Regions from separate parts of the Mus musculus genome. Here all the other regions are linked to region 1. A link is a loop called in an ENCODE intact Hi-C map of the cell type or tissue named here. Cell type or tissue: heart. All regions are shown on one strand. Each heading gives the region's core, and the rest is flanking DNA. Links, peaks and the distances in the headings are about the cores only.

The links. A loop is a pair of places that touch in the nucleus more often than their neighbours do. Peaks named below come from ENCODE experiments on the same cell type or tissue, not always from the same donor. Only the 100,000 strongest peaks of a DNase experiment are listed, where the experiment ranks them.
Region 2: a loop joins it to region 1, with 2.6 times the contacts of the local background. A loop is called at or near these places in 2 of 42 quality-filtered maps.
Region 3: a loop joins it to region 1, with 4 times the contacts of the local background. A loop is called at or near these places in 5 of 42 quality-filtered maps.
Region 4: it touches region 1 in a loop (2.8-fold over the local background); 2 of 42 quality-filtered maps call a loop at or near these places.

What each region holds. Positions count from the first base shown.
Region 1 is chr14:106,421,856-106,427,630 of GRCm38, reverse strand. It overlaps 1700128A07Rik (RIKEN cDNA 1700128A07 gene), which reads left to right. Exons shown (of 4, transcript NR_045938.2): 3 at 3,547-3,936. Among named protein-coding and RNA genes, the nearest start is that of Gm41240, 61 kb to the right of the region's middle. In heart, for the core only: no CTCF peak of the experiment used is centred there; a DNase peak (open chromatin) is centred at 2,720.
Region 2 is chr14:106,314,279-106,320,053 of GRCm38, reverse strand. No RefSeq gene overlaps it. Among named protein-coding and RNA genes, the nearest start is that of Gm41240, 47 kb to the left of the region's middle. In heart, for the core only: no CTCF peak of the experiment used is centred there; no DNase peak of the experiment used is centred there.
Region 3 is chr14:106,216,596-106,222,370 of GRCm38, reverse strand. No RefSeq gene overlaps it. Among named protein-coding and RNA genes, the nearest start is that of Gm36107, 46 kb to the left of the region's middle. In heart, for the core only: a CTCF peak has its summit at 2,788; no DNase peak of the experiment used is centred there.
Region 4 is chr14:105,738,142-105,743,916 of GRCm38, reverse strand. No RefSeq gene overlaps it. Among named protein-coding and RNA genes, the nearest start is that of Gm35967, 13 kb to the right of the region's middle. In heart, for the core only: no CTCF peak of the experiment used is centred there; a DNase peak (open chromatin) is centred at 2,736.

The DNA.
Region 1 (5,775 bases), core at 244-5,243:
ATCTGGAAACTTTGAACAGGAAAATATTATTTTAAGGTTACAAAATGGAACAAGATATCCATTTAATTTTTGTTTGAACAAACAGCAAAGTAGCATTAATAGCTATAGAATTCATGAAAACAAGAAAGGGAGGGTGTGTAATAGTGAACGTGAGTGTTGGGAGAAGCTTGACAAGGGAATTATCAGCTGTTGGGTGGAGCCCCTCAGAGGGCAGTTCCCCTAGGTTCCTGACTGCCACCTTTACAGAGTGTCACTGATAGTGTCAAGAATTGGTGCTTGCCTATGGGATGGGTCTCAAGTTGGGCTGTTTATTAGTTGGCCATTCCCTTGGTCTTTTCTCCATCTTTGTCCCTGAATTTCTTTTAGACAGGACAAATTTTGAGTCGAAAGTTCTGTGGGTGGATTGGTATCCTTATTCCTCCACTGGGGATCCTGCCTGAGTACAGGAAGTGGTGTCTTCATGATCCATATCCCCACTGCTATGTGTCTCAGCTAAGGTCACCAGCATTGAATCCTGGGAGCTTCCCCCATCACAGGTCTCTGGCAGGTCCTAGAGATCCCCACCACCTCACCACCCCTGAAAGCTACACTTTCTTTATTTTTCTACTGATAGACACCTTGGCAAAGGCTGGCTATTGTGAATTTACTGCAATAAACAGAGAGGTACAAGTATGTTTGTTGTTTGTAAACAGAGTCCCCCAGGCACATTCTTAGGTGAGGTATAGCTAGGTCATACATTAGCTCAATGTGAGGATTGTTTTGTTTTGTTTTGTTTTGTTTTGTTTTGTTTTTTAAGGACCTATGATAAAGATTTCCTTAGTGACTGAACTAATTAATATCCAAACCAACATTTGTACCAATAAGAAATTTGCAACTGCCTCCACCCCCATTGTTCCCAACATTCGTTGTTGCTTGTTTTATTATAATAACCTTTCTGATTGAGATGAGATAACACCTATGGAGTTTTAATTTGTATTTCCCTGATGGCCATGGATGTTGTTGAACATTTTTTCCAGATGCTTATTGGACATTTATATAATTTCTTTTGAGAACTCTGATTAATTCATTAATCACTTTTTATTGCATGGTTTTCTGCTATTGTGTTCTTCAGTTCTTTATCTATTTTGTATATTATTTCTCTGTGAGATGTATAGCAGTCATTTGCTAAGCTGATTGTTTTTCTTGCTGTTCAAAATTTCTTCTGTTAAATTCAAGTATTTCTATTTGTAAATTTGAGGTTTTCTTTTTTGTTTGTTTTTTGTTTGTTTGTTTTTTGATACAAGGTTTTTCTGTATAGCTTTGGCTGTCCTGGAACTCAATCTGAAGACCAGGATGGCCTCAAACTCAGAAATCTGCCTGCCTCTGCCTCCCAAGTGCTGGGATTAAAGGTGTGTACCACCACTGCCCTGCTGAGATTTTATTTCTTGAGCTAATGGAGTACCCTAAAGAAATGTCCCCATATTTTCTTCTAAAAGTCCCACAACTTTGTGACTTATGGGTTAAACACATTCTATACATTTGTATAGTGTATACTTTTATATTTTGTATTTTAAAGTCTTCACTCTTCTAAATATAGTGATTATCGAGCACCATTTGTTGAAGGCAAGATCTTTTATCCAGTGTGTTTTTAACATGTTGAAAGAATTCAGGTGCTGCACCTATGTAGGTTTCTTCTGAACCCTCCGTGCTGTTCTATTGATCTGTGTCTGCCTTGTGTTGCTGCTATGCTGTTCTCGTTGCTATGGCTCTGTCGTGTGCACACACATAGACACACACACACACACACACACACACACACACACATGAATGAGGTGGGGGGGACAGAGACAGAGAGACAGAGACAGAAAGACAGAGAGACAGACACAAAGACAAAGAGAGAGAACAAAAGTGGTCCTCAGAAACTGAAATCATATGTGAAATAAGAGATGTACAGAGAAGAAACTGTGAGAACAGTTGAGAGCACAGACTGTGTCTGTATGGTCACTTTCATGAGGATAAGTGAGTCTCTATGTACATTTCAGTTGAGCAGGTACAGGGCTATCTCTGTGCGTTATCAGGACAGCAATAAGCAGAAGATTTAAGAGACTGAAATAAAATTGTGTAATATAATTTGGATTGTATAAGCCCGAACAAATTCTAGGTGTTAAATTCGTAACATGTATGGATTTTACAATTTTCTAATTTCCAATTAATATCTATTTAATTGATTTACTATTAATTTTAAACTTGTACATTAATTCATTTCAAATTATTGCTCTTTCATTATTGCAGAGTGCTTACATTTGCATAAGGCTACTAATAACTCAATCATGGAGTAGAAAGAAATATATACTGCATCATCTACTCTATCACCATAACTTTGTATGTCTAAGTAAGATACAATAAAAGGAAAAAGATAAGGAATTTAAATTATGTGCAGTGTTTAAACAGTGTTTAGGAATGTAGAATTTAGAAAATAAGGCTTTTTTCCCCTTCTTCAATATCTACACATAAATTTCTGTGATAAGAAATTATATTTTTATTACACTAGTTATATTTAAATATTTATGATATTATTGATGATCGATTGAAACAGCTTGGGTAAAATAAATTAGGTCTCTTCGGCCTGAGGCCATTAAAGCATTCATTGCAGAAGGAAGTGAAATTGGCCTTCATGAATTAACCTCCTCCCTATCTGCTGGAACGTCCTCTAGTCCTGGCTACAGTACATTCCTGTGAGCTTCCGCTTAAGCCCTCTGCCAGACTTAATGTTATTCCTGAGGGAGGAAACCTGCCAGAGCTATTTCTCATTTAATTTGCAAGGACATCCTGTTTAGGTACTTATCAAAAGAACAAAATAGTTGATGCCAAATAGCACAAACTCTGCTTTAGAACACTTCACAAGCAGGATTGAAGTAACAGCAAACACCTTGAGGGAACTGTAGCTTCCCTCTTACAATCTAGTAAGTACCCACAAAATATGACTTTGAAGACTATGCTTTTAAAATATCTGTATTTGCTTTACATACACCAAGGGATTTCTAGGTTTGAGGATATTGCTGAATCATTTAGAATAGTTATTTAATGCTATAATTCACTAGAAAAAGAAATATTTCGATTGAACCATATGATAAATTCAAACATTTATCTATTTTGAATAAATAATTATTTAACATAAAGTATTTATTTTAATTATAATTGCCATGGTTAACAAGAAAACAAATTTTACCCACTTTATTACATAATCATTAATGTTCAAATATATTATTTAGTTTCATGTAATTTAATTTCCTAACTTAATGCAGACCATTCCAGTTTTCAATACCCCTGCTGTGTGTCATATAAAATAAATGTAGGTACATTTTGATTTTGAAGTTTTTTATGCCCCCCCAAAAATGGAATTGTTTCTACTTTTATGGACTGTGGCTATAACCTGTAACTTTAATATATAATTTATATTATAAATTATTATTATATAATTTATATTATAAATTATTATTATATAATTTATATTATAGTTAGCACCGTTGTAACACATTGTTTCTTATGTGTGCTTGCTTTTTTAAGGAATTTCTATCAACTAGATGACATCATGAATGTAACAGTAGTAAGGTTGGTAGTGAAATCACTCCTGATAAGAGGAGTTTGAAGTCTATTAGGAAGTGGAAGAGCAATGAAGTGACTACCCCTACGAGAACATTTTACATCACAGTTGCAAAGAACACATCTATCCTCTTCATTAAATCAACTGGTGTCCTTGAAGCTCCGGCTCAGCTGCCCTCTGACCCAAGAGAAGCAACAAAATCCTAAATCTCACTCCTCTGGCAAGATCCACCAGGAGGTGATTTGTTGAACAGCTTGTTATGTGTGTTGAGAGAAGATCTTCTACAACTATTAGGAACAAACACAAGCCCAAGTTTTGAAAAAGTCAAGCAAAAATGAAATTGAAATAGGATAGTAAGTTTATTTTATTTTCACAGTTAATGGTTTCCATGGAAAACCATTTTTCCCCTTTTAGCTTTTACATTTCTTTTTATTGAGATAGATTTTTGTATGCAATATATCTTGATGTGGTTTTTCCTTCCCCCCATCTTCTCCCACAAGAAACAGATAAAGACATAGACACAGACATTCTCACACACAGAAATCATATAAAGATAGAAAGTCAGAAACGATGCTATATAGAAAAGACCTATAGGGTTAAAATAAAAATGACCAGACAAACAATTTTGTAATTAAAAAAGATGAAATTTCTTTAGACTTTATTTTAAAGACCCCTAAAATATTCTGTAGGAAGATGACAAATTAAGATAGAGTAGTACCTAGAGCTGTAGAGTCAGTTCCCCACCTGCCCTAAAACTCTCTATTATTTATTCACAGAATGAAACTGCTATACTCAGTCATTCTACACATCATGAAGTACGTTTCTATCAGTTCTCCCTTTGTACCAAAGGCCACCAAAGGCTGGATGTTTGCAGTTGCTGGCAGTTGTTGTCTGAAATGCTGTTAATGACAGGCAGCACACATTTCAGAGCCTGGGAAAGGTCCCAGTACTGAATATTCTCCGTGCTGCAGGACAATTGCTTTATTACTTACAGAGTAAAAAGTCAGAAGCAAAAGGACTGAAGCAGAGCCACTTCTTAAGACTATCAGAAATTACAAAGAATCATGTGCGTTTTGTGATCGTGTGAATGAAATATAACTGCCTGCTTTTATTATAAAATTGCACTTATTATAAAATTGTTTGGGGTCATACATTTCCTCACCAAGATATATATTTTTTAGAATAGAAGTATATGGAAAAAAATCAATTTGAAAAATTCAATTTGTGAGAATATAAGAAAAACCAGTGTGAGAAGGGGTTCTTTTCAGGGACATAGATGAGCACAGGGTTGCAGTTAAAACATTCATCAGCAAACAGTGACACAAACGAACTTTGAAATCTAGGAACAGTCAAAGAAATGTTCCCCAAGAAATCTTTAAGAAGTAGCCTTGTACAGAAAGTAGCAAGTTTTCAATTAAGTTTCTATCATTTAAGTTTGGAAACAAAAAACAAACAAACAAAAAAACCAAAGTGTGTATTGTTTGCTTTATCGTACATGATTTTAGGAAGTCTGACATTTGAATGACAGCTCAAAAATGAGTAAAAAGTTGACGTCCCTTGTATTTAATGACTTACTAGGTCACCATTACTTACAGAAAGAACACACTGCAACATCGGTGATTAGGCCAGTTTTAAGCGACCAGCATGCCTTGTATCCTGTGCAGATTTCTTGATTTAGTCTAAGAATTACAGTGGAATATTCTCCCACTTGTCCTGGACTATTCATTTCCTGTTATTTGCTCGATCCAGAGGCCAAGGGCTTTTGGTTTCTTGCCTTTGTCATATATCTGCTCAGGAGTGCTATTTAAGATGACTCTGGTCCTCGTGACCACAAGGTAAGTTACTGGAGTTGTTTTCCCAAAAGACTAGCAGCAGCACATGTGTTTAAATGCATTCCCCATTGTCTTGAGAATTTTCAAATAACTTGAGAGCAATCAAATGGACTGCACACATGGAACCATAAGTTAGAGTACTTTATTTTTTTTAAGGAAAGACATCATTGACTAGCAATTATGAATTGCTTTGACTTAAACGTTTATTAAAGTTATATTTCCTAACCACATTTAGTCTTGGATAAAATTTATTTAACTTTATATCCTTTCCAAAATCTGTCCCATAAATGTTTCTATTAACAATGCAACATTTCAGTGCGTGTAAGTATGAGTCTTAACCTTTCTTCTCAGACTGCCTGC
Region 2 (5,775 bases), core at 518-5,517, 110 kb after region 1:
GTGTCCTGTTTCAAATGCATAACAAGGAAGGAGTTCATGAAGAGTCTGCTGAATTTCCATGGTCATTGTGCTGAAAACTTGTATACACCCTAAACTAAGATTAGATGACAGATATGCTGGAAAAGACACCATGAAGGATTTCATTCTTTGTACTCAGTTTATAGATATATTGCAATGCACAGGTATATTAAATAAAAAATACAAGGCAGTCTACAAAGCATAGGAAACATGACAGGGAAAATTGAGAGTTCTTCTTTCTGAAATACTTGAATCACTGGCTGTGTGGTACCGAACGTTTAGAGTCATGAGATTCGCACACGGCCATCTCTATGTACCACCAGCTCTAACTAACCCAGTGGATAAAACTCAGTCCTATTTCACCGGGATGGAGAAGAATAGAGTCAAGTTGGATGAATTGTGGATGTGGTGACTGTGGTTAGGTGGTGACTCTAGGAGACCAAGTACAACCAAGAACGTGATTATGGCTTTCTGCAGATGTTTCTCTGAATTTGGAAAAGATAGGAAAGGGACAGTGCCACCTGTCTCCAGAAAGGAACACTAAGTTTACATTTTCCAGTGAGATATTTTTGTAAACAAATTCAAGGTAATCGCTGATTAAAACTCCTAATTGTCAATACATTTCACAAAAGTAGACTTTGAGTTTTTTGTTCTTTTATTGGTGTTGAGATTTGGGGTTTTGTTTGTTTGTTTTCATAATTTCACAGGTTTTTGTTCAGCAATATATGTAGAAACTATGGCCTTTTACCATCCAAACAGCAAAAATTCAGCTTTTTTTATAATATCAATTGAATTCCAGTCCCATAAAAGGCATTGTCACATAAACAAATTCAAGACTAATATGTGAAAAAAAAAAGAATTCTTAAGTGAACTTCAAAGTGTGCAGTAGATTTATATTTTCACTTTTGTGGCTTATGGAATGTTTATGATAGTAACCTCAAAAAAAAGACAAAGATATCCTTTTAAAACTCACCTTTCTATATCCAGTCAGAATAACAAACTATTAGCCCATAGAGATAAAGATAACTTCATTAATGGCGATAGGAAGCTGACTCGGATGTAAGCAATTTCCGACTCTTATCTTCTGTTTGCAGTCTCAACTTCAAAAGAGTAATGAGAATCAGCTTTTCCTGTTCGTATCTGAGAGCCTCTGTGAAGGCTCCAAGGAAGTGTTCACACGTAGGAAATCACAGGATAGCCTTTGGAAATTCAATGTTACTATAGTTTAAAACATATATTTTTTTTTTACTAATCAACTATAACTAAATAATCATAACTTTAAGCACTCCTCAGAGATTAAAAAGTAATAAAAATATGGGCTGACGATATGTTGTTGGTAAGTACAGAGTGTGAAATGTACAATGATTACTGCTTCACAGTGTAAAAAATGAAATCATCTGTATGCACTTAAGAGGAGAATCCAAGTAGCACAATGGTAATCAAGTTAGGTAGATTGAATATAACGGAAAAAAATATTTTTGATGCACTGTTAAAACAAAATAAAATCATAATGATGAATTTTAACTAACTATGGCCTAAACAGTTCTTAGAAATTAGAGCAACAAGTCCTTTCCCATTTACATTGAAACATTCCGTGCTCAGGGATTGCTCATGGCACAATGGAAACTAAAGCAGAAAAGCAAAGTAAATTAGAACTGTCTACAATGGTGACGAATGACAGTGACCAGTCCAGCAGGGGCCATTGCATCTGAGCAGAGACGAAGGCGGTCTCCCCTACTCTCCACCCCAGCCCATAATCCTCTCTAACCAGTGCCCTATGGAGAACTTTTAATTTTCTATAAATTTATAACCTTTAAAATAAAAATAAAAACAAATTGAAATATTTTGGTCATTTACATAGTTAATTCAATAAACTCACACACAACTGTACATGCACATGTACGAGCAAAGCAAGTTACATGAAATCGTCAGACACATTTTTTTGAAAGATTTATTTATTATTATATCTAAGTATACTGTAGCTGTCTTCAGATGCAGCAGAAGAGGGCGTCACATCTCATTACTCATGATTATAAGCCACATGTGGTTGCTGGAATTTGAACTCAAGACCCCCAAATTTTTAAAAAATGTATGTTTATATTGTGTGTGTGTATACATGTGGTGGGTGGAGGTCAGTTCCCTCCTACCCCAGGGATTCTAGGGATAGAATTCCGATCATCAGGATGGAGACAAATGTCTACCTGCTGAGCCATTCTACCAGCCTCTAGACATGTAGTCCTAGTTTGCTTGTCTGTTTCCATGACAAACACCATAATCAAAAACAACTTGGAGATAATGATTAGTTCATATTTTTGGTCCTCTTATATAGGGCTGCCCTTTAGCTCCTTGGATACTTTCTCTAGATCCTTTATTGGGGACCCTGTGCTCCATTCAATGGATGACTGTGCATATCCACTTCTATACTTGCCAGGCACTAGCAGAGCCTCTCAGGAGACCACTAACTATATCAGGCTCCTGTCAGCAAAATCTTGTTGGCATCTGCAATAGTGTCTGGGTTTGGAGGTTGTTTATGGGATGGATCCTCCCTGGGACTAAACCACTAATCAAAGAAATCACATGGTGGGACTTGTGCTTCTAGCTGAAGATGTAGCAGAGGATGGCCTAGTCAGCCATCAATGAGAGGAGAGGCCCTTGGTCCTGTGAAGGTTCTATACCCCAGTACAAGGGAATGCCAGGGCCAAGAGGCAGGAGTGGGTGGGTTGGGGAGCAGGTGGAGGGGGGGAGGGGATAGGGGATTTTCAGAGAGGAAACTAGGAAAGGGGATAACGTTTGAAATGTAAATAAAGAAAATATCTAATTTCTAAAAAGTAAATAAAAAAAGAGAAACAATTTGGAGAGAAAAAAAGTTTATTTTAGCTTACAAGTAACAGTCCTCCTGACATCAATTAGCAATGGAAGAAATGTCCCAGAATCATGCCTGCAGGCCAATCTCATGAAACCAATTCTTGGTTGTGGTTCTTTCTTCCAATGTGACTCTAGTTTCTCATCAAACTGACAAAAGCTAACCAGTACACATATATTTTGAAAACTAAATTTTAACAAAAAGAAATGAATACATTACACATATCTAAATAACCATAACTTTCACTGCTTCAGAGGGAAAATATTTTCATATAACTTTCAGATAGAAAACTTTGCAATGTTTTTTTAGCTTGAAAGCTAGAGTTAACACCGTTTTTAAGTCACTTCCCCTTTTCTCTATATAGTTTATATAAATATAAACTTAACCCAAATATCTTAGCCTAGTTTGCTTACAAATAACATGGTTCAATACTTTCTGTAAATAAATTTCATCTACAGCTATAAAATAATGAAACAACTTGTTGGGATGAAGAAGAAGAAAGAAGGAGGAGGAAGAATAAGAATAAGAATAAGAATAAGAATAAGAATAAGAATAAGAATAAGAATAAGAATCAAAAGTAGGCTAGGCTAGCCTGGTCTACAGAGAGAGTTCTAGGACAGTCAAGGATTCACAGAAAAGCCCTGTCTCAAAAAAGATTTTTTTTTAAATAAAAATCCCCAAAGCAATGGAATAGTAACAAAAACAGCACATCCAACAGGTAAGAATTCAGATTCCTTTTAATTTCTAAATTAAGCATTAAAAGTCAACATGTGAGAGAAGCTGGTAGCAACAGGTATTTCAATGAATAAATCAACTGATCTGTAGTATAATGAATGGCTATGCTTAACATCTTGGTTTGTACACATAAATTCCATAAGGAGGCTAAATATTTTGTTCATATAATGGTTTCATTTATAACAGTTGTAGACTCTAAAACAAATATGTAAACAGAGCAACAGAAATTTTATTCCTACTTCCAAAAACTAAGTAAATTATTGAAACCCAATTTACTGGTAACACCAGGACAAGGCAAAAAAATCTGAGCAAAAAAAAAAAACTGAAATTGTGGCCCAGGAGTCAATTCCTGTTCATCTACAAAAAGTAAAAAGAGAGAGCAAAGAAAACTAGCCTTAGTAGTTGGGCACATTTGGACCCAAGTCCCACATATCAGATAGGATGGGGAATCTGCAGCAAGACTGGCAATCTTTCTTAAGCTGTTTCTGAATTGTAAATGAGAATAATCTCAGGTGCTTCCAAACCCATGGAGATCAAATAAGAGAGTCTGAAAACAGTGTACATTCAATGAAAGGTATTAATACTGCAGTTGTGAACAAATTTTGTATAATTAATGGTATAATTCCTCTTCGGACTTAAAAGAAGCCTTGGATTCTGCGTATGGAAACATAAAAACGAGGTCACCAAAAGGGGAAGACTTAGAAAACTAACGAAAATTAAAATGTAACGTTCAAAACAAAACAAAACAAATTTTCCATGACATGACATTATCAGACAAGGAATCTCCAAAGATGCTCTTGACTTTGTGTTCTGTTGTCCATCTACTGCTGGCCATGCAGCTTACCCTTAAGAGTAGTTTCTTGGCCCAGTGAGACTACATTGGAGGAAACTACATTTTCATTTGCAAGTGGTTATCAGTGGGAGATAGCTCTGCATTTGTGGCAATGTCACGTGCCTTTTTCTTAGGATCTTGCCCTTCTGTTTGTTTTGTCTTATTTCAGTGTGCTAATTTTTTTTATATTTTTTATTTTATTATTATAGCTTAGATGCATATTTGTTGTCTAATAAGAGACAGAATGGGGAAACTGGAAAGAGTAAGCCATAATTAGGATATATTAAGTGAGAAATCTATTTTCAATAAAAGGGGATTAAAAATGAAAGAAAGTAGTTTAGGTAATGTTTTAATACAGAAATTTTGATGTGTAAGTTGCTAGAAGGGCATTTCAGACAAAGAAAACAGGTTCCGTTAAGGTAACATGGTAGACTACAATGTTTGGTTATTTTAACATGAGTTAGTGGTGCTGTCTCATACAAGTGCGTTGTAAGTCTTTAAACCATGTGGAGAAGTATCACTTGAGTCTTAACAAATTGATAGCAATTGGACTGTTTTGAACAGGTAATTACCTATTAAGAAATGTTACCTCTTACCAACATCATTTCTGTTGTATTTTGACCCTTAAAGCTCATGAAACTACTATCAATATCTAGCAATTAAATTTCCAGTGAGTATATAACTTTAAAGTTGTCTATGTTAAAATTTACTTAAGCCCTGTGGTGTTAAGAAATACTTGTGAAGGTTGTTTTGTGCCCTTATGAGCACTCTCTTTATAGGGTCCCAACGAGCATCCCTAGATCAAAAAGGGGCAGCCATCAGACAGATTTTCAAAATGCTTTATAAAGGAAAATATGAGCAAATTTGAGAATGTGATGTTCTCAGAGACACCAAGGTTTGACCTCGTGATGAACCAATCCCCCTCTCTTGGAAAGCCTTCTAGGTCCCTTTGGAAAGCACTCTGTTTCCTTGCTACTGCATAATAAACACAGGATTATCCCCCATCCAGTAAACATCCCAGGGAATTAAAACAGCTGGAGTATGAAAGAGAAGCTCGCGCACATGTTTCGGGATAACTTCCGATTAGATGCATCTTTAGATTATTCTAAACCACACTGTTTCTGGCTTGAATATGAAACATGTTGAGAGTTTCTGGAGGTCGTAGTAGTTTCTGAACGCCAAGCTGTGTTCAGCCTAGCAGAAAGTCTTCTTATCCCTGCGGGCTCCCACAGGCTTGTGGAATAAAAGTGAGTTGTGCATCGCTGGTTTGCTGTGGTCTCTGAAACCATATCAAACTGCTTGTGTCATGCTCTTCATTCAACAGATG
Region 3 (5,775 bases), core at 470-5,469, 210 kb after region 1:
CCATGCTTCCTTTATTTCAGTCTTACTGGTGTTCTTTACAAAGTTTACAAGTAATGTAGAGATCAAATTATGATGCTTAGATGTAATCAGTCATTGTTCAGTGACTTCAGGACTAGTCTTCTCTGCAACAACAAAGAAACCAATGAGCAAAGAAGCTTGACAAATGCACTTAAAGTATTAACATTATTTAAGAGTAGATTGAGTCATGCTAGTTAAACAAAGAGCATAAATGTCCCCACTGTTTGGCTATGCATTAAAGCTGAAGTCTCTTTGTTCTCAAAAGTCTGAACCAAAAAGATCATCCAAAAGACACGTGGCTGCCAAGACACTGCATTGGATACAGTAATCTTCAATGTGCTCTAAGTTCATCTTGATTAACTTAAATTAAATTTATATTTTGCCTTCCTTTTAAGATAGGCAAATCTGGTACAAATATTTATTTTGGTCATACTTTATACAGTCTGACAGAATTCAAAGGCATTGTGATTTATAATTTCTGCTAATATGAAGCTAGGGCTCAAATGATCATGACATTGTCCTAGCAGATGGAAAGAGTAATTTAGCCAGCAGACTAGTAATAATTTGATTTCCCAAATCCAATGACTCAAAATATAAATGTGTTCACTGAGAGATTACATGTGAAGTGAAGGAAGCTTGAATCCCTGGTAACAGTTATTTTCAGATCACATGTTTCTCTCCCTACTCCAAAACACTTCTCACATTATTCCATATGTGCTATCCATAAATTTAAGCACCATATCTGGACTGTATCCAGAAGACCAAACTCTGTCTTCTCAAAATGTTTTCTAGTGTATTAAAATTACAAAAAAGAAAGAAAAATATTTTGATATTAAGTCATATAGCATGAAGGTTTTCATTATGTTTATTGTTTGTAGTGCCAGAACCCAGAAACTTGAAGCATTTTATCAGCATGTAGAACTCACTGATAAGGTATGGGGGAACGGGAAAAACATTATATATTGTTGGTAAGGATGTAGACTGGTCTAGCCACTGTACAAATCAATATACAGGTATCTTGGAATTTCAGATTACAACTTTCATATGACCATGCTATACTGTTTCTAGGTGTTTCTCAAAAACTCAAAATCTATACACAATGAAGAAACATGTACATCTATCTTTATCCAAATTATGGAATTAATCTAGGTAGCTATCAATGGGTGACTAGTAAAGTACATGTGTTTGCAGGAAAGTGACTAGAAGACAATAATGGGAAGCCTGACTTGGGCAAGTGTGTTTTCCTTCATACACATAATCTGGGGGAAAAGAGACATGAATGCAAAAGAGGGACTACAGGGGAAGGGAGAGGATTGGGCAGAGGACAGAGGCTTAGGAGCAGGCTACGGAAGGGTGAGGATCGGGATGAAATGACACATGCATGAAAACATGAAACGCAGACTTTCCTATACTTCAGCAGTCCTGCTTCTAAACACATAAAAGAAGAGTGTTCATTTTCGGAAGACAGAAGTAGTTTGTTTTCTCAAGAAGACAGTAAGCCATTTATGATTTAATCCATTCTACAAACTTATCAATTGACCAATTTTCATAGCATTTGATATTAAAAATCGTTAATAAAATTTTAGTTAGCATATTTTAAATAGTTTTGAATTTTTTCATAAATACTCATTAGTGACAAGCTAGAATAGTTAAGCCCTCCATACACCGTGTATGTTAATTTAATAAAATAGTGTTTCAAGAGTGCTATAGCTGGGTCTTCAGATAGGTGTATTTCCACTTTTCTGAAGAACTGCCAGACTGATTTCCAACTGGTTGTGCCAGTTTCAGCAGAGCGATGGAGGAGTGTTCTTCTTTCTCCACATCCTCGCCAGAATGTGCTGTCACCTGAGTTTTTGATTTCAGCCATTCTGATTGGTGTGAGGTGGAATCTCAAGGTCATTTTGATTCGCATTTCCCTGATGACTAAGGACTTTAAGCATTTGTTTAAGTGCTTCTCGGACATTTGAGATTCCTTGTGTGAACTCTCTGGTTTTATACCCCATTTTTTGATTGAGTTGTTTGGTTTTTCTGGAGGTTAGCTTCTTGAGTTCTTTATATATTTCAGATATTAGACCTCTATCAGATGTGGGGTTAGTGATTTTTTTCCCAATCTGTGGGTTGCCGATTCGTCCTATTGACTATGTGTTTTGCCTTAGAGAAGAAGCTTTTCAGTTTCATGAGATCCCATTTATCAATAGAACTGCCTCATCCTTAAAGAAATCCCCAAGATTCTGCAGGTAAAGGTCCAAAAACTCCTGTAGGCAGAGTTTGAACTCCCGTTTCTGGGGATAATACTGCATGAGTGGTGGAACCGAGGTCCAATCCTGCACTTCCTGGGGTTGCCCTGATAAGTTCACAAACAGATTTCCTTGGCTGGGCAGCAGCTTCATGGCCTCATAAGCTGCTTGCTCTGGGTGTCTCGGGCCCTGAGACTGGCCCCTCTTCTTGTTTCCCAACATGGGACAGCCCTGAATATCTGCCATAGTTTTAAAGTCTCTGGCCCAGTGGTTATCCTTCCTGCATCGAGGACAAACTACTGGGGCATAGCCGGATTGCCCACTTTCAGCACCTCAATTCCTAGGACAATCATTTTTAAAATGACCCAAACTTCCACACTTAAAACATGCGTTATTCCCTCATTTCTGTGCAAGCATTCCTTGCACAGTGCTTCCTTGCAAAGCAGCGGCCAAGGCCAAGCCCTGATTATATGAAGGTCCAATCTCTGCACAAAGACGAATATACCCCTGCTAAGTCTGTCTGTCCTCTGTGTGGCCAAATAGAGGCACTACATGCTGTATTAGCATTCTCATAAGCCAACTGTGTAACAAAAGGATTTCCCGTTTGAGAATCTTCCAAGAATTCTACTAGCTGCTTTTAATAGCCTATCCACAAAGTTCTGGAAAAGCTCATCAGGGCCCTGCTGAATACTGGCTAAACTTTCACTGAGATCCCCTTTAGTCAGTAACTGATTCCAAGCATGTCGGGCAGCCACTGCAACTTGTGCATACAACTCCAACAGGAAACCCAAGCTGATTAGCATTGTTTTCATATTGACTTTCTCCTAAAAGCATATCAGTATCCCAATCTTGGTTACCTGTCTGAGCATTCAAAGTGGCAGTTCTCTTACTGGTTTCATGCCATTCAGAACTCCAAAGTAAGAAATCTCCTCCTGACAAGGGAGCCTAACATAGAGTCTTCCAACCTTGGGGGAGTTAAATTTGACATCATCACAGTTTCCAATAATGCTTGTGTAAAAAGCTGTAGGGCCATACTGTGCCACAGATGTTTTTAACTCCTTTATCACCTTGAACTCCAAAGTCTGATATTGTCTGACTCTATTTTTCTGCTGGTCAATTATCTCAACTACAGGAAAAGCTAGCACATCAGATATATCCTGCCCTTTCTCTCCAGCCTGACTCACAGCTCTTTCTAGTGGTATACCTCAGAATAGCCGTTCTTCCCTGTATTTGACACCTTTTTTTGTTGTTCTTCCTGTAGCTCATTAGTCAATTTCTGCAACCTAATTTCAAACTCTAATTTACTTAGTTGCATGTCCATTTAAGTAGCATCTCCTGCAGTAGAGGCCATAGGTGGAGCAGAAGGTTCACAAGGAGGCCAATCCTCATCATAATATTTGGTGCCTCCTTTTTCTGAATGAGCTTCCTCGTCTAAAGTTAGCTCATCATTAGTATCTCTATGCCTTTCTAATTTAGGGTTGAGAGGACCCTTTTCTGAGAAAACCCTCTCTGGCAGGCGTTCTTCCTGAGATTCTTCAAGCTCTCCCTAGGCACTGTCTAATGCCTGTGAGGTCTCTTCATCTTTTATGAGTGCCCAGAGGCAGAGGGTGAAATTATCTGCCTGTGTGTTTCTCAGAGCTTCTCCAATTCTCGTCCAGGTTCTCTTATCTAAAGTTCTTTCTCCTGAGAACCATGGGCAGCAAGAATCTAACGATTGTTCTTCAAACGCTACTTCTCTCGCCTGAGGCAGCTCTTGAAGGCTGCGGACAAATGACTGTTTAGAATTTTCTGACCCCATTTTCCACTGTCAACCCCTAAGTGGAATCAGTGCCGGGTCAACGCTGTCCCAACTTAGCCCATATCCTTTCGCACTTACAGCAATAATTTAAAAAAGATGAAGTTTAAAGCTAGCATGAACACAAAATGTTGCTTACCGTGCCTGATACCATCTTCTTACTTTTCCTGTGGAGCTCCACCAAGACAGTGTTCCCTCAGTTGGTCTTTCCGTATTCAAGTCCCATGTTCAAGGCGCCATCTGTAGCCACCCACAACTACATGAACTGGGTTCCTGAAAGGGAGGCTGGGGCTGTGTGGAAAGAGAAATACAAGACCAAGACAAAGATACTGATCAAGGCCCAAAGTTTACTTAAGAGTCTGAGCTTATAAGGGGGAAGGCCCATCCCCCACCACACTCTCACTGCCTTGTCGCCCAGGCTGTTGAAGACAGGTTCAGCCTCTCAGCTAGTAGCAGCATCTTGGAGAAAACCCGCGCAGGTGGCAGAACAATAGATTTATCTAGGTCAGAAGACTCCACCCTAGGTGGGCTAGTTCACAGTGGCAGAACAGGTCTAAGCCAGCCTGCTCAAGGCTGGGGGAGGCTGCAAACTACATACATAAAATATTATTGGAGAAAAGACATATGCAGCTAGAGACAAGAGCTCCGGGGTACTACATAGTTCATATTGTTGTTCCACCTATAGGGTTGCAGTTCCCTTTAGTTCCTTGGGTGTTTTCTCTAGTTCCTCCATTGGGAGCCCTGTGATCCATCCATTAGCTGACTGTGAGCATCCACTTCTGTGTTTGCTAGGCCCTGGCATAGTCTCACAAGAGACAGCTATATCTGGGTCCTTTCAGCAAAATCTTGCTAGTGTATGCAATGGTGTCAGCGTTTGGAAGCTGATCATGGGATGGATCTCTGGATATGTCAATCACTAGATGGTCTATCCTTTCGTCACACTTCCAAATTTTGTCTCTGTAACTCCTTCCATGGGTGTTTTGTTTCCTATTCTAAGAAGGGGCAAAGTGTCCACACTTTGGTCTTCGTTCTCTTGGGTTTAAAGTTTTTAGCAAATTATATCTTATATCTTGGGTATCCTAAGTTTCTGGGCTAATATCCACTTATCAGTGAGTACATATTGTGAGAGTTCCTTTGTGATTGGGTTACCTCACTCAGGATGATACCCTCCAGGTCCATCCATTTGCCTAGGAATTTCATAAATTCATTCTTTTTAATAGCTGAGTAGTACTCCATTGTGTAAATGTACCACATTTTCTGTATCCATTCCTCTGCTGAGGGGCATCTGGGTTCTTTCCAGCTTCTGGCTATTATAAATAAGGCTGCTATGAACATAGTGGAGCATGTGTCCTTCTTAACGGTTGGGACATCTTCTGGATATATGCCCAGGAGAGGTATTGCGGGATACTATGTCCAATTTTCTGAGGAATGGCCAGACTGATTTCCAGAGTGGTTGTACAAGCTTGCAATCCCACCAACAATGGAGGAGTGTTCCCCTTTCTCCACATCCTCCCCAGCATCTGCTGTCACCTGAATTTTTGATCTTAGCCATTCTGACTGGTATGAGGTGGAATCTCAGGTTGTTTTGATTTGCATTTCCATGATGATTAAGAATGTTGAACATTTTTTCAGGTGCTTCTCAGCCATTCGGTATTCCTCAGGTGAGAATTCTTTGTTCAGCTCTGAGCCCCATTTTTTAATGTGGTTATTTGATTTTCTGGAGTC
Region 4 (5,775 bases), core at 437-5,436, 680 kb after region 1:
CTCCCTAGGCCACCTACCTTGTTATTTTTTTCAATTCTGGGAAAATTAAATAAGAAAACCAGTAACAACAAGAACAAGAACAACATAACACAGTATTATAGACCTGGCACACAATAAACAGTTAACAAATTAATGAGTAAATAAATATTTAAAATAATTGTACAATATTTAAATTTTTATACTTAAAAGATGAATTGTTATAAATGAACACAGTGGGTAGTTATTTTAAATTGATAATCATATTTATTAATGATTATTTTATAATAAAATTGGGACACATCTGGAGAGTCTATATAAAAAATTCTTAATGCTAGCCCAACACTGCAGTTAAAGGAGGGCAAACAGAGGTCCCCATTCTTAAGCCATAAGTAGACAAACTCGGTTTGTCAAGCTTCAAAACTGTACCTAGGACTGCTCTCGACCACTTTGTCCCCCTTCTCCCTCCTTAAACCAGGGTGGAAAATTGTAAGCTTTACAAGGGAGACAAATATATAATGATGTAATAAGCAAAACTTAAAAATCTATCAAGCACTTAAAAGTCTATCAGGTAGCAATTAAAAGAAATGCAATATAAGGACCTAAGTATTAAATCAAAGTCGCATTAAAACAGAAAGCTGGAGGACCCCGACACATACATATACAGCAGAGGACTGCTGGTCTGGCCTCAGTGAGAGAAGATGCAACTAACCATTGAGAGAGAATCGAGGCCCCAGGGAGTGGAGGGGCCTGGTGGGGTGGGAGGTGGGGTATGGGAACATTCTCTTGGAGACCTGGGGGAAGGGTGCGGGGAGATATGGAATGGGGAGCAGTTGGGGGAACCTTCTGGGAGGGGAATGAAGAATGGACTGTAAAAAATGATTAAAGAAAACAAACAAACAAACAAACAAACAAACCCAGAGAGCTCGGGGAGGGGTGAGCCTACAGGATGACTTCAGAGGTGTATCAGGCCTTTTGGAAGGAGAAAGCTTTTTTCTATCACACAGAAGAGTTGTAGATGCAGTCCTTGTTGCTGTTCTGCAGACCTATGCCTTTCATCACCTCTCTCCTCTGGCACAGGCAATAGAGTTCAGAGAATTACTGTTCTTCGGCGTCCATCTGCAGAGCTAGGTGGTATTCATCTGATCTCACCCCGAGTCTACGAAAAGTCGGCATGCTTCCTGGAAAGACAGAAACCTCCAAACTGGCCAGCTAGGAAATAAACAGAACCTGACTCTGTTGTAACATGGGAACCTGGGCCTTAAGCGTTGACATTTCCACAGTTGAAAAATGGACCGGGAACCCTTATTCGGGCCCACATGGATCTTTGGTGAGCTCTTATGGAATCATTCTGACAAGAGGTTTTTGAACTTGTGACCAGAATATTCTTAGACCATCTCGCTGAATTTAGAATCTATAGATTAAAGATGAAAGGATGAGAATTAATAAATGATGTGTTCTGCTCAGGACTAAAACTACACCTTTCCTTCAGCTGCCAGAATTCCTGGAATTATTCTGAACTTGCACTTTTCTGTTTATAATTATAACATCTCCCTCTGGAAACCATGTTACTGTTCTTCTTGGGGCTTGTAAAGTCTTACCCATCTTCTGATTAAATTATCAGTAATGATTTGCTCTGCCTCAGTGATAAAGGGACTTGCAAGATTTCCTTTACCAGTGACAGTGGAAGAAAAGGCAGCAGCAGAGACTCGCTGATTGGCTCCACTGGCAAGCCAACTTCTAGACCCCTGACCTTTGCTAGCTCCATTACCCTGGCCTTAGCTCACCCCTCCGTTCTAGCTGTTTGTTCCTTTCTCATTGTTACAAAATGCTCGACACAACCCAGAGCAGTAATTATTTATCTTGAGTCATGGTTTCTAGGACCACTTGGCTTCAAACACTTCAGTGGAGCATGATGGTAATGAGAAAGTATGGCTGAGGGGTTCTCTGCTTTATGAACAGGGACCAGAGAGGGGGCAGGAAGGATCCAGAGCCAAGTGTTCCCCCAAGGCACACTGTAGTGACCTTCATCAAGGCGTCGCCTCCTAAAGTTTCCAGAATACCCTAAACTAGTGCCCCGAGCCAGAAGCAAGGATTTTAGCATATGAGATTGGAGGAGACAGTTCACACATCATAAAGCATTGTGTTAGATGTGGTAGATGGACTGTTCAATGAAGAATCAGACTCAGTTTCCATGTTCAAAGGAGTACAGTCTTGTGAGGGTAGAGAAGAAGGCCATCCTTCACGAGGTAGCACAACTGAGAGGTGACACAGCTACTAAATCTACAGAGGCACAGGCACACAGCTGCCACATGATCTTGTGCAGACTCTAGAGAAGTCCCTCAGAAAATGGAATGGGGTTACCAGAGTGTACCAGAGTGGGTAATGGGGATCCAGAGATGTGGGGCAAACTCATGGGATCCCTGTGCCTTGCATTGTCCCTAGCCTATAGGCATATAGATGTACAGACCTTGGATTTGCAGTCTCTCGGTGACGGACTGTTACCTGCATGCATTTTAATTCAGATCTTCCATTTCTCAGGCTCAGCGCAGGCCTAGAACTGCTTCTGTTCCTGGCGTTGGTGCACGAATCCCTTGTTGCAATAGAGAATCTAGGCTGTCTAGATTTAACACCCAGTCCGTGTCCCTCTCTTTGGGCACCGAGTTTTGCTCTCTTTCTGCTTTTGGTAGGGGTTGGCCTTAACACCTGCTGCACAGCCTACCCTGATATTTCTCTGGGCTTCTGCCCACGTGGCTTCCGCACTCTGGTTCATTCTCCAGCGCCGTTGGCAACTTTCACCTATTTTGGGCTCCAGGGATTTCCAGCTGTCTCCTAGTTCTGCTGAAAATGGAGTTTGCAAATTTTCGTTTCCCGTCCTCTTTGTTGCTTTTGGATGCGCTCCAGGTGGAGAAGGAGCTGTACAAACTGCTTGGGCCAAGTTCACACCATGAGTTGCCTCCCTCACGGTTCTCTACGTCTATAATTTTTCCACAGTTGAAGACTGTAAATTCAGTTAGGAGACCTCGGATGAGGATGACTAATAACAGGATTAGGAAAGTTCTCATGAATGAAACGCTATTGGAAAGATAATGGAAGAGAGTACTAACGCTAAGAGCCTCATTTGACTAGGCATGTCCAGCTAGACTGTGAGAACACTTTTCCTTCTCTTTGCCTCGTCGAATGTGAGGTGAGGAGTGTGTTGTCCACTTCCTCCATTAGACAACAAATGAATGTAACTCAGTACTCCTAACCCTCTTGCCCTGATTTAATCCATCCAAGCTCATACACATTGTCTATCTCACATGTATAATTCTGTATTACAGAATGCTATTTATTTTTCACATCTATTTATTTATTGTATGTGCTGGATGTGTGGGTGTGTGTTTGGCACAGTGCATTTGTGTAAGTTAGAGGACAGCTTGTAGGAGTCGGTTCTCTCCCACCACGTGGGTCCCAGCCACTGAACTCTCTCCACTGAGACATCTCCCCCAAGTATGGGTCATTCTAAAGTTATTTATTGTATTCCTGAATTTCTAAAGAAAACTGTCTATCCTTGCCATTGTAATAAGATATGCAACAACGTTGAAAGAAAGAGTAATAAAAAGATGCTCCAAATTAATAATTGCACCCACATTTATTTTAATGAAATTCATTTCATTTCGCTGTCAACATTTTTGGATATTGACCCTTTTCACAGCGGTTCTACTGTGGAAGTTAATATTACCTTCTACTTCAGGTTGTACTTTTCTAAGAGAAACAGTGAAAGTTTCTGAAATTCTCTCGAATCACTCAGATTGCAAAGAGACACGCATGTGGCTGCCTAACCTGTTCTCCTGAGCGTGGGACACGAAACCTACCTGCTGGTTTCTAGGTAAACATGGTATGCATGTCTACACCTGGACATTATTTTAAAATTTATATCAGTTCCTTCCTATGTTTAATCTTATTTGGATGATAGATATGTTCTAATATTCTACTTCTCTTTTCATTAAATTGCGACTTCAGAAGCTAAGGGTTGGAGGCAGGAAAGAACCATTTTGAATGATGTTAAATGATATTGATATTGAACTTTAACAGCCTTCACCTCTCAATCCCCCATAATTCGTCTCATGCCTTAATTATGGCTGGTCCGACCTATAATTTGGCTATAATTTGCTTCTCTGAAAAAAGTTTAAGAAATGAGTCATTTGTTTTTAATCCTTATTAGTAGATACCCCCTCCCCCCATTCATTTTCCCACCTTCTAATTTTTGAATACAAAACGGTGAATCATGAAGTCACTGGGATTTTCCTAAGCATGTTTGGCAACCTCTTCCCACCTCTGGCCTGTGAAGAAGTCTAATTTGGGATTTTTATTGCAGGAAGAAGTCATTTATTGTCTGGACAAAATTGTGTTGTTGAAATGTTGAGAAGGATATGCTTACGACGCAAGGAAAAGTTCATATTGTCATTTTGCAGAGTTTTGGGTAACATCTTATCTTGTGGACAATGCAGTAACTTCATTCTAAAGTATATCTAAATTAAGGCTTAAGAACAACCTAAAACAATCCTTGCTATGGCCAGCTTCAAAATTACCTGTTACATGATTGCCCAGGTTAATAGGAGAGCAGGTAAGTGCATTTTTCTAAGGTGGTGTTTTGAGCTTTGATTGAAGAATAGGTATTCAGTGTTGCATGATCTAGTGAGCAAATGAATGAAGTGTTACAATCTAGAGAAAGTGGGACGCTCACCTGTCCAGTTTGCCCAGGGTGGGATGCTAACCAGTCCAGTTTGCCCAGGCTTGCTCTGCTATTAAAACTTGAACTCCTTTTCCTATGAATCCCTTCAGATTCTGTGGCCTGAACTGTTGATTATGTAGACAACAGCAGATCTCCTTTCGCTCTTTGTAGACTTGTTTCTGTCAGCCTGAATGCTGCTGACACTTGGCCCAGGTTTGTAAGATTATCCCCCATCTCTGTATTATCTGTGGTTTTTTCACATTGCAACAGAATTGTGTAGTTGCAACAGTGTATGCGGCCTACCGAGTTGGAATTTGTTTTAAAGATCTGTAGTTTTATAGTTTAATATGAAGTAATACATTTTACTTAACTACAAAAGTGCTTAACACTTTTGAAAATTTTCTTAGGTGTGTGACATGGCTCAGTTGGTAAGTGCTTGTTGTGAGTCATTCGGACTACGTCAAGCTGCAGGTGCTGGAATGTACTTGTGGTCCTGGTGCTGGAGAGGTGAAGATGGGAGATCCAGCCTGGTCCTAATCAGCAGTCCTCAGTTCTCGGTGAGAAAGACCCTGTCTCCAAATCCAGGGTGAAGTGTTGCTGAGGAATTACAGCTGAAGCTGACTTCTGGGTTTCATACATACATGTGTGCAGGTACACCTGCATGAACATGCTCCCCTCTCCATGAATATGCCAAAACAAAAGCTATCTTTGAAAATGTGTAGTTCAATTCAGGTTTATCCTAGATATCACTAACAATTTATGATTTTTTTTTATTTAATGCACTGACACGCTATGGTTATCCATAATATACATGCCACTGTAGTAAGTTTTAGAAATAAATACAAAAACAAAAAGGACACTCTCTGCACCTTTACGGGAGTTTGTTCCTGTAGGTAATACTGGTAAAATATAAGTAAAATGTGCAACTGTTTAGAAGTGAAACGTTTAGGTCAGGTAGGTCAATGAACTAAGAAAGTGATCAGGTTTTAAACATTAACCTTTCTCTTCTTTCTTCCATTTCTGCTGTCAGTCAGGATAAAGCAAAAAGGAGGGGAAAAAACAATTCTTGGTTTCTTAATTCA